2 separate regions of the Mus musculus genome follow, and region 2 is linked to region 1. A link is a loop called in an ENCODE intact Hi-C map of the cell type or tissue named here. Cell type or tissue: gastrocnemius. All regions are shown on one strand. Each heading gives the region's core, and the rest is flanking DNA. Links, peaks and the distances in the headings are about the cores only.

Region 1 (4,381 bases), core at 186-4,185:
AATAAATAAATCTTTAAAAAAAAATAAAGGTTAGTGGTAACTGGTTATGGTTTTTCAGCCTTTTTGTTTTGTTTTGGTTGGCTCTCTGCATTCCCTTCCTGAGTTCTTGCTTTCTCACCCTGCCCTCAGTGACTGGGTTAGGGGCTGTCTGAGCACATGCAACATTTTATTTCCTGGTGCAACTGAGGCTATTTCTGCAGACAGGATCTCTATAGCTCAGGCTAACCTGGACTCACAGTGTAGCCCTCTATAGCACTGAACCTGGGGCAGTCTTCTTGCCTCAGCCTCCCAGAGGCCAAGATCACAGGTATAAGCCACCACACCTAGTTCTCAAGGCTTTAAAAGAAAAAAAAAAGTATTCAGGTAAAACATCCTTGTAGAATGGAGAAAATAAGGGAAAAGCCCATAGATGTAAGGAGCTGGAAGGGGCCACAGCCACAGTGACTGAGGTCCAGCAGGGAAAGAAACCATCAGGTAGTGCCACACACGCATCCTGCGAGGAAGGGCACTCCCAGGGCTGGGAAGGCAGAGTTACCCAGGGTGCAAAAGGGGAGCCGAGGAGCCCGAGAGAATACGCTGAGCCTTACCAGACACATCTGGTACTCCAGGCGTTTTCGAGCCTCCTCACTGGGTTTCCGCTTCCGAAAGAAGAGGGGCATCCTCCGGTGTGAGCTCTTCTGGACCCTAGAGGACGGCAGAGAGATCAGCGCCTGGGAACTTGCACTGCGTCCGACCTGCAGACAGGCAGCTCAGCAGTGCAGCAGCTGTCTGCAAGACTGTGCGTTCCATGTGGGCCGGGCTGTCTACCTCATCCAGCTGGGCCCTGAGCCCACACGACAGAGCCCAACACTTTGTTTTACTGACAAAGCAAAGCCTAGAGTAGAAAGAACAGAACACGCCAAGTACTCTGGGCTCGACCTACTTTGCCACTGCCCCTCTGCGGCGCCGGCATCACCCTCCCAGTGCTAAGCGTTTCCCCCACCAAGGGAAGATTCCCCCAGGTGCCTTCCAAGGATGTTCTCTGAAGACTCTGGACAGACTCAGCTGATGAGTCACTTCCAGCTCTGGAAATTGTCAGGATGGAACCATCAAGACCAAACTGGAGGTAGCCGTGACTTGGGGGAACTCAACTATATCAATACTAGAGAGATCTATGAGTTAAGCAAAAATCAAAATGCAATCTTCAGGCACCTTAGCAGGCTTCCAGCTACTGCTCATTTGGTTCTCCTTACAGCCCCGTGGAGAATCCGATGCTGAGTAAGGTCATTCATCTGGTGATATGACCTGGGTTGTAGAAACACCAGGCTGGGACACTTGCCTTTCAAGTCCTGATCCTGTGCCGCTTGCACGGCTCCTTGGACCTCCCAGTTTAGCCAAGTTAATCATTGTGTCCTGAATTCAGTAGCTGGCTGCCCATAGCTGGCTGCAACTTCCAGTGCTGTCTAAGGGCCAGCAATAGGAAGGACATAATCATTTGGAGGAAGTGTGTAACTCACGGCATGGGCTCTGACACCTAAGACATTAGCTGTGTCACTTTGTGTCACTGGTCGGAGCCGGTTTCCTCATTTGTAATATGGAGCAATGTTGCCAATGCTGGCCTCTGTGGGGTCAGTGACTTCATGTATGTCAGGTCTATGCCATAGACTCTGCCACAGGGTACCACACACATGACAAATGCACTCAGGTACTATTACAGTTGCTAAGGAGAAGAGGGCTGGAGGAGCCTTGCAGTAGAGGACACATGTGGTCCTGAGGGATTTCAGGTCTCCATTTGTGGGCGTGGGCTGTCAGAGGAGGTTGCTGGGCCTGCAGGGCCTGCTCAGGACTCTCCGCACTCAATTGCAGCACTCCTGAGAGACAGCTCCCTCCATCCCTATCTGATGGCCACGACTTAAATCCCTTACAGATGGCTCACTAATGACTAGCCTCCCTCGCCCCCATCCTCCAGATCTACATTTCCAAATACCTTCTTCAATGACTATCTCTGCCAATTCCCCCTCCCTCACCGTTCTCAGCAGGGCTCGTTCAGTTCTGGTTTGAACTTTCCTGATGGTCCAGCTTGGCTGGGAAGAACCACACCCATCCTTCCCTGGCAGGGCTGGCCAGCGGCTAACCTGGCTCTGTGGATGGGGAGGTCCTCCACCGATGTTCCGATTCTTGGGTGGACCTCAAGGTAGGCCAGTCACTCCGAAGACTTGGCCACAGATACAAACCATTGGCCCCCAAAAGCTGAGCTGGTGTCCGGTCTCCTTCAAACATAGAAGTGAGCACCGAAACTTTAAATTTCAGAAAGACACGCAACTCAGGATGACAAAGTCTCGAGATTCTAGAAACCAAGGAATTGCAGAATTAAAGACTCGTGATTAGACTCGAATAGTTTGTTTCTGTAACTAACATGCACATACCGCAAACAGGTTAGGAGGGTACTAGGGTGGCACTGGTACTAGGGTCGCTCAAGTCAGGTGCAGATCCCTTAGGGGAGGGGCGGGGCCCTGGGCTGGGTCCCAGGGGCTCCAGAGTCACCGTCAAGAGAAGGGAACGTGGACCAGGAACCAGGACCTCTGGTGCAGCCCTACTCTGTTGCCCAGGCAAGGTGCTCCGAACATTTACCCCTTCCGAATCCCGAGCTCACCCACAGACCAAGCTCTGCAGTCCTCTGCCGCAGACGCCTGCCCATAAGAAACAGGGCGACCAGGGTGTCGCCCAGAGACTGGGTGGGGCCAGCGGTTCTCGCGAGAGCTGAGCTTTTCCGCCTATATCCGGCGTGGGCGGAGCAGGATCCGTCTTTTCGGCTTTCGGCTCGGAGGAGGCAACGGTGCAACTTTCTTCGGTCGTCCCGAATCCGGGTTCATCCGACACCAGCCGCCTCCACCATGCCGCCCAAGTTCGACCCCAACGAGGTCAAAGTCGGTGCGTGCCCTCGCCGCGCCCGGGTGCTGTCCCGGGGCCTGGCGGGTCTCCCTTGGGCCTTGGCTGCCACGTGTGTAAGAGGGGAGGGAGCCCGACGCTCTGGCGGCCCGTGCGCCTTAGGGTAAGGCCTGGCCCGGGACATCTGAAGCCCGACGGCAGCGCGCAGGGCGGCCTGCGCCGCAGAGGTTCTGATTTTGCTTTTTCTTCAGTGTACCTGAGGTGCACCGGAGGCGAGGTCGGCGCCACATCCGCCTTGGCCCCGAAGATCGGTCCTCTGGGTCTGGTAAGTCGTCGCTCCCGAGCCGTAGACCTCTAACGTGCATGCTGTTTGGCCTGTAGATGTGTTCTGTCCCCGTGGAGGGCAGAAGAGGCCACCATGTCCCTGGTGCAGGCCGGGATGTGGGTGCTGGGACTTGGGACGCAAAGGAAAACTGAGATAACACGTGCACGGAGGCTCGTGCCACAGCCCGGTTGAGGCAGCCATTGGACTTGCTTAAATCCACTAGCCTCCGTGGGTAACGCACGGGAACCTAGTGTTTAAAGCTCCGAGGGTTCCCCATTGCAGCAGAAAGTGTTTTGCTTTGTTAGCCCTTACTGCAGAGTTGTCTTAGTGAAGAAGGATGTGGAGCCATTGTGGGCAGGCTCCTGTGGGACGGTGAGGAGGGCTGGCGGTGAGCTTGAAGGTCCTGGCTTCAACTTTGGGCACATGGTAACGAATGCTATTATTTCTACAGTCTCCGAAGAAAGTTGGCGATGACATTGCCAAGGCTACCGGTGACTGGAAGGGTCTCAGAATTACAGTGAAACTGACCATCCAGAACAGACAGGCCCAGGTATTTACATTGCTTGCTGTGGGGGGTTGAGGGAAGGGTTGAGATAGCAGCCCTCAGGAATCATGGGTCTTGGCAAAGATTTCCCTGTCCCGGTGAATCGGATTTTATCCTTGTGGGAGGGCTATACGACAGGGTTCACTGTAAGTCAGTAGTAGGTGCCAGGGTGCAGGAGTCCGCCATGCTAGGGATTCAACTCTGGAGGTGAGGCCAGCAGGAAGCACCTTAGCTAGCCGAGCTGTTTTTTCGGGGCCCTTTAGCGTGTCTGGTGGTGGTTGGTTTTCTGGGCTGTGTTCACATCAAGTCTCTTTGCAGATCGAGGTGGTGCCTTCTGCCTCAGCCCTGATCATCAAAGCCCTCAAGGAGCCACCGAGAGACAGGAAGAAGCAGAAGAACAGTGAGTCGGCCCCACTCCCTGGGTTTCCGCTGCAGTGTGCTACTCAGCTGTGTCGACCCCTTTCTTGGGACCTAGGGGTGGAATGAGATCACAGTAGGCGTCTGTTGTCTGTTCCCTTTCCTGGGTGCAGAAATGAAACAGTGCCTCAGGGGTTTAACTTTATCTGTTTCCATCCCTAAAATCGTGTTAGGGCTGCTGGTGAGGACTTGCTTGTGCCCCAGCCACCCGCCACTGCACCTGACCA
Region 2 (4,381 bases), core at 310-4,309, 510 kb after region 1:
TGAGCTGAGCAGCAGACACCGTTTATTCTTCAGCTAAGAAAGTTATGTATCACATCTCAGACACCATTTCAACAGGGACTAAACACCTAAAAGAGCAGAGACGGTGACGAAGCAGGGAGGCAGACCTACCAACTCCTGTACTGAAACCCTCCAGGGATGTCTTTAATTGGAACATATGGTAATTTGCATGCTCACTGTAGAAGGCACATGTAACTACAGTAAATGTTGCTTTAGGAAATTTAAAGTCTGGCACAAATGTAGAAAATACCAACACCCTGTGCCTACCAAAATTCTTCTTGTTAGTCAAATGCCTTGCGTCCACAAAACAGCCAGAAACCCTGCACCAGAGAGCCTCAACATCCCACTGGGTTCAGAGAGTAAGCGGAAGCTCTCAAGGCAAGGCCTGCTCAGGGGTGCGGATAGGGGTGCGGGTAGGGGTGCGGATAGGGGTGCCTCAGAAGTTTAACTCCAACTCTAATCAATACTTTTCTAAGTAAAAAAAACTCATTTGGCAGAAACCTCTGTCTGAAATTAAGGGCCTTGTTAATGTAAATTACTCTAGTGAGAAGCCTTAAAGCACACAGCATTTCTATGGAGGAATCATCTGACCTGATTTGAACTTTGGCAAGGGGTTAGAGAATGGCTAGGAGCACTGGCTGCTCTTTCAGAGGACCCAGGTTCAATTCCCAGCAGCTACATGACAACTCTCAGCCATTTCCAGGCCTAGGTGATCTGATGCCAATTTCTGGCCTCTGTGAGCACCAGGCACATATATGTTGTACACATGATGGCAAAACATCCCCACATAAAAATAAACAAACAAACAAACAAGTTATTAAGTAAAAAAAAAAAAACATTGCTTTTGCTGATAGGAAATTATTATAACATATAGTCCTAAAAATACATTACTACTAGTAAATGTGTGGCTTACCCAAGAGCAAAGCTGTATTCCCAGGATAATGCTCCTTATGCCATGGCCATCAAAGAGCAGTCTGAATGGATACAGAGAGAGAATGCATTTCTCAGTCTTGCTTTAAATTAAATCACACTCAGTTCTGAAAGGAAAAATCACATTGAAAACTTAAGGTGCTGGAGCTTGTCCTCTTCTTCCACCACCTGGGTGCGGGGGATCAAACCTAGGCTGTCAAACTGGGCAGTGTGAGCAGGGTCAGGCTATTTAGTACCTCTCCCCCATCTTGGCTGAACTGTGAGACAATTCCTGAACTAAAGTGTTGTGCTTCTATAGATTCGTCTTGCTTTCCTGCCTGGTCAAACCCAGGAATGGCCAGCCAGGAAAGATGCGTACTGAGTACCTAAAGGTCTGCTTAGTAACAAGTGACTACTCATCCGTTACTCCCAGCAACAACCAACTCCAGAGCCAAAGAACAGAGACAAAGAGAAACTTGTCAATTTCCATCCCTCCTCCACTCCTCTAAACCACTAAGGGACCGTCTGCCACAGTTCTCCTCCTCCCCTCTCCATCACTAAGGGACCGTCTGCCACAGTTCTCCTCCTCTCTACATCACCAAGGGACTGTCTGCCACAGTTCTCATGCTCTCCTCAGACCCTGCCACACTAGTGTCTACATTATCTGTGCAGTTCATGGCTCTTCTAGAACATGTTACCCCAAAGAATAATCTGCCTCGGTGCTTCTCCCTCTCGATCTCCAAACCTTTCATAATGGCATGGAAACCCTGGAGAAAGCTCCCTGAAGTAGGTTGCTTCCGGGGACGGCCTCCATTTCCCACCGGTTCTCCCAGTGGTCCATCCATTTTTTGCCCCTTTCCCCAAAACCTCAACACTGGGCCAGAGTGCTCTGGTCAGGCCCTGCTGCCTTTAAAGCAGCCGAGAGTCTAAGGACACTTAGTTTCCTCAGTTTACTGTTAATGATATGTGTCACACCCCTGGAAGGGAGGGACTTCTGCTGGGGAAAGAAACCGTGGCAGCACGTTGTCTAAGTCTGTAAAAATTTTGAGGCCCACTCTGAGGGTTCTGGTGAGCTAATAGCTAAGCAGCCCTGCAGGAGCACTCAACTCCTTACAGTTCAGAAGGTCAGCTGATTTTGCCAGCTGGAGCTGGCAGCCATACAGAAAACCCAGCTCTTGGGAGGTGGAAGTACCATGGGCTACACTAGACAGGATGTATGTTGCAGTTTTAACAGCTGTGGCTACTGAGGTCATGACTGAAGCACTCCTGGCACGATGAATGTTTCTGATGACACAAAGGATGACTCCACTTGGAACAACTAGAGATGCAACTAAGGGACCGTCGTCTGCTATAGTTCTCCTCCTCTCCTCACACCACTAAGGGACCGTCTGCCACAGTTCTCCTCCTCTCCTCTCCACCAATAAGGGACCTGCTACAACTCTGAAGCAGACAGTATTCAAAGAGCAGGGCTCGGATTGTCTCGGAGAGCCATCCCTTTCCTGGGCACTTTAACTGATGGGTCTTTGTTTATGTTTTTCTGATTTTAAGACCAATTGAATGTGCACTGATTTTATTCTTTAAACCTCTAAGTCAAAGTGTTTTTAATTAGGATAAAGAAACACAGTGCTGGGAATGAATTCTGCTCCAGGCACTGTTTCTTTTCTTGGTGAACAGAAAACACTTGATGGCATCAAGAGTCAATGAAACACAACAATAAGTCAACTGTTAGGCATATTACAAAGCTTGAAGCCAGGCATGTGGGCAAAAGTCTCTAATTCCAGCATTCAGGTGGTAGAGGCAAGAGTATCTCAGAGTTTGAGGCCATCCTGTCTGTATAGAGAGATCTTGTCTCAAAAAACCAAACCAAACCAAACTAAACCAAACAAAAAAACCAAATGCTGGGGAAATGACCTTAAGGCAGGTAAGTTTTATAAAACAGAAACAAACAAACAAAGCCAAAAAAAAAAAAAAAAATCCAAGAAAACTAAAAAGGCCTAGCCTGTGAAAAAAGACCAGAACACTTTCTACTCTAATAAGGAGTATCTTTCCAGTTTTACAAGCTCTTGGCATGTCAAAGGTAATGTGTTTCTCAAGCTGCCCCTCAGTAGATCTCTGCACTGACTCCAGAGGGGCCGGGAGGGAGGGGAAAACTGCTGCTACAAGATTGAAAGGAACTCCACATCAGCTGAACCTGCTGCTGGGAAGGGCTTGGCTTGCATTGCTACAAAGGATTCAACTAAATGTTGCAAACCAGAGTTAGTTATGTAGCATTCACACTGTTGTGCACAAACCATTTCTAGAACGTTCTTTCCATCTCTTAAAACTCTGTATCCACTGAGGCAGCCTACTTGACTCAGGCACTTGATAAAATATGTTTCATCTCCTGTCTATTCCAGATACACTCCACTCCAAAAGTTTCAGTGTTCCTCCCTATGGTGTCTCTGTCTCAGACAATACTTTGGAAACAAGCAGGGAATGGATTCCTATTAGGTTTCTAAGTTCTTCAGTAAACTGCTCCTAGAACTCTGCTACTGTGCTAAGTTAAGGGTCTCAGAGGCAGATGGAAGTCTAGTCCTTCCTAAGCCTGTAGATGCTGGCCTGGTTAAACAGAGCAGCTCCAAACAGCCCTGGAGGCCACCCAGGGTTTCTGGAAAGAGCAAAGAGTTGTGGAGACCTGCGCAAACCACTGCCTAGATCCTGAGATGGGCCTTCACCGTGAAAGCAGTAGCTCCTGACACTTTATTAGGTTTGGTGACACTTGTCAGAACTGAGACCAGACTGTGATCGGGCCACTGGTAATGGTGCCCGGCCAGGGGAGTTTTACAGGGTCATGAGTCACCTTCCATGGCTCAGAGGTCCAGGCAAGGCCCGCCCTGCCTAAACAAACTCAGTTGGGAAGGAGAGAACAAGAACACAACATTGGCAGAGAGAGAGAGAGAGAGAGAGAGAGAGAGAGAGAGAGAGAGACAGACACACACACACACACACAGAGAGACAGACAGACAAATGACCAAGAAGTCAGTGTGACTTTCGGGCCCTGAACCAGAGGGCGGCCCGAGGGGGCAGAAGCAGAGTCAAAAAACACTGAGGCAAGGGAGGAGACAGAGGTAAAGACAAAGTCCAAAGGTTGTCACCACCAAAGATGCAAAGTATAAACTCCAGCTGACAAGAGGCCAGGTGAGGACAAAACAGGTGACAACGGTCTGACAAAGAGGCGAAACTCAGGGCAGCGAGGTTCTCCTTCGCGGCGTCGGTTCGTGCGTGGGTGGCTCGACCCGGAGGTCGCCCCGGGGGCGGATTCTCCAAGAGCTCCAGGCGGCGGTGCACCTGCCGCGGGGTGACCTTGGCCAAGAGGTCGCCCGGGAGGCCGCAGGACTCTAAGCCGGGGCGCCGGGGCTTCGGAGTCACTCGCGCCGTCCCGCATCACCGCCGTCGGAGGGAGAGCAGTGTCCCG

What was found. A loop is a pair of places that touch in the nucleus more often than their neighbours do. Peaks named below come from ENCODE experiments on the same cell type or tissue, not always from the same donor. Only the 100,000 strongest peaks of a DNase experiment are listed, where the experiment ranks them.
Region 2: it touches region 1 in a loop (6-fold over the local background); 1 of 42 quality-filtered maps calls a loop at or near these places.

The regions. Positions count from the first base shown.
Region 1 is chr2:32,958,930-32,963,310 of GRCm38, forward strand. Lrsam1 (leucine rich repeat and sterile alpha motif containing 1) reads right to left here and starts at 2,712. Exons shown (of 26, transcript NM_199302.3): 1 at 2,633-2,712; 2 at 2,115-2,326; 3 at 588-684. The coding sequence starts at 659. It overlaps Rpl12 (ribosomal protein L12), which reads left to right and starts at 2,783. Exons shown (of 7, transcript NM_009076.3): 1 at 2,783-2,910; 2 at 3,120-3,193; 3 at 3,645-3,743; 4 at 4,056-4,137. The coding sequence starts at 2,874. Snora65 (small nucleolar RNA, H/ACA box 65) reads left to right here and starts at 4,372; the gene lies at 4,372-4,381. In gastrocnemius, for the core only: no CTCF peak of the experiment used is centred there; DNase peaks (open chromatin) are centred at 1,898, 2,038 and 2,732; H3K4me3 peaks cover 2,389 bases; H3K27ac peaks cover 2,556 bases.
Region 2 is chr2:33,463,983-33,468,363 of GRCm38, forward strand. Zbtb43 (zinc finger and BTB domain containing 43) reads right to left here. Exons shown (of 3, transcript NM_001025594.1): 2 at 932-992. Among named protein-coding and RNA genes, the nearest start is that of Zbtb43, 2.4 kb to the right of the region's middle. In gastrocnemius, for the core only: no CTCF peak of the experiment used is centred there; a DNase peak (open chromatin) is centred at 2,083; H3K4me3 peaks cover 1,921 bases; H3K27ac peaks cover 2,406 bases.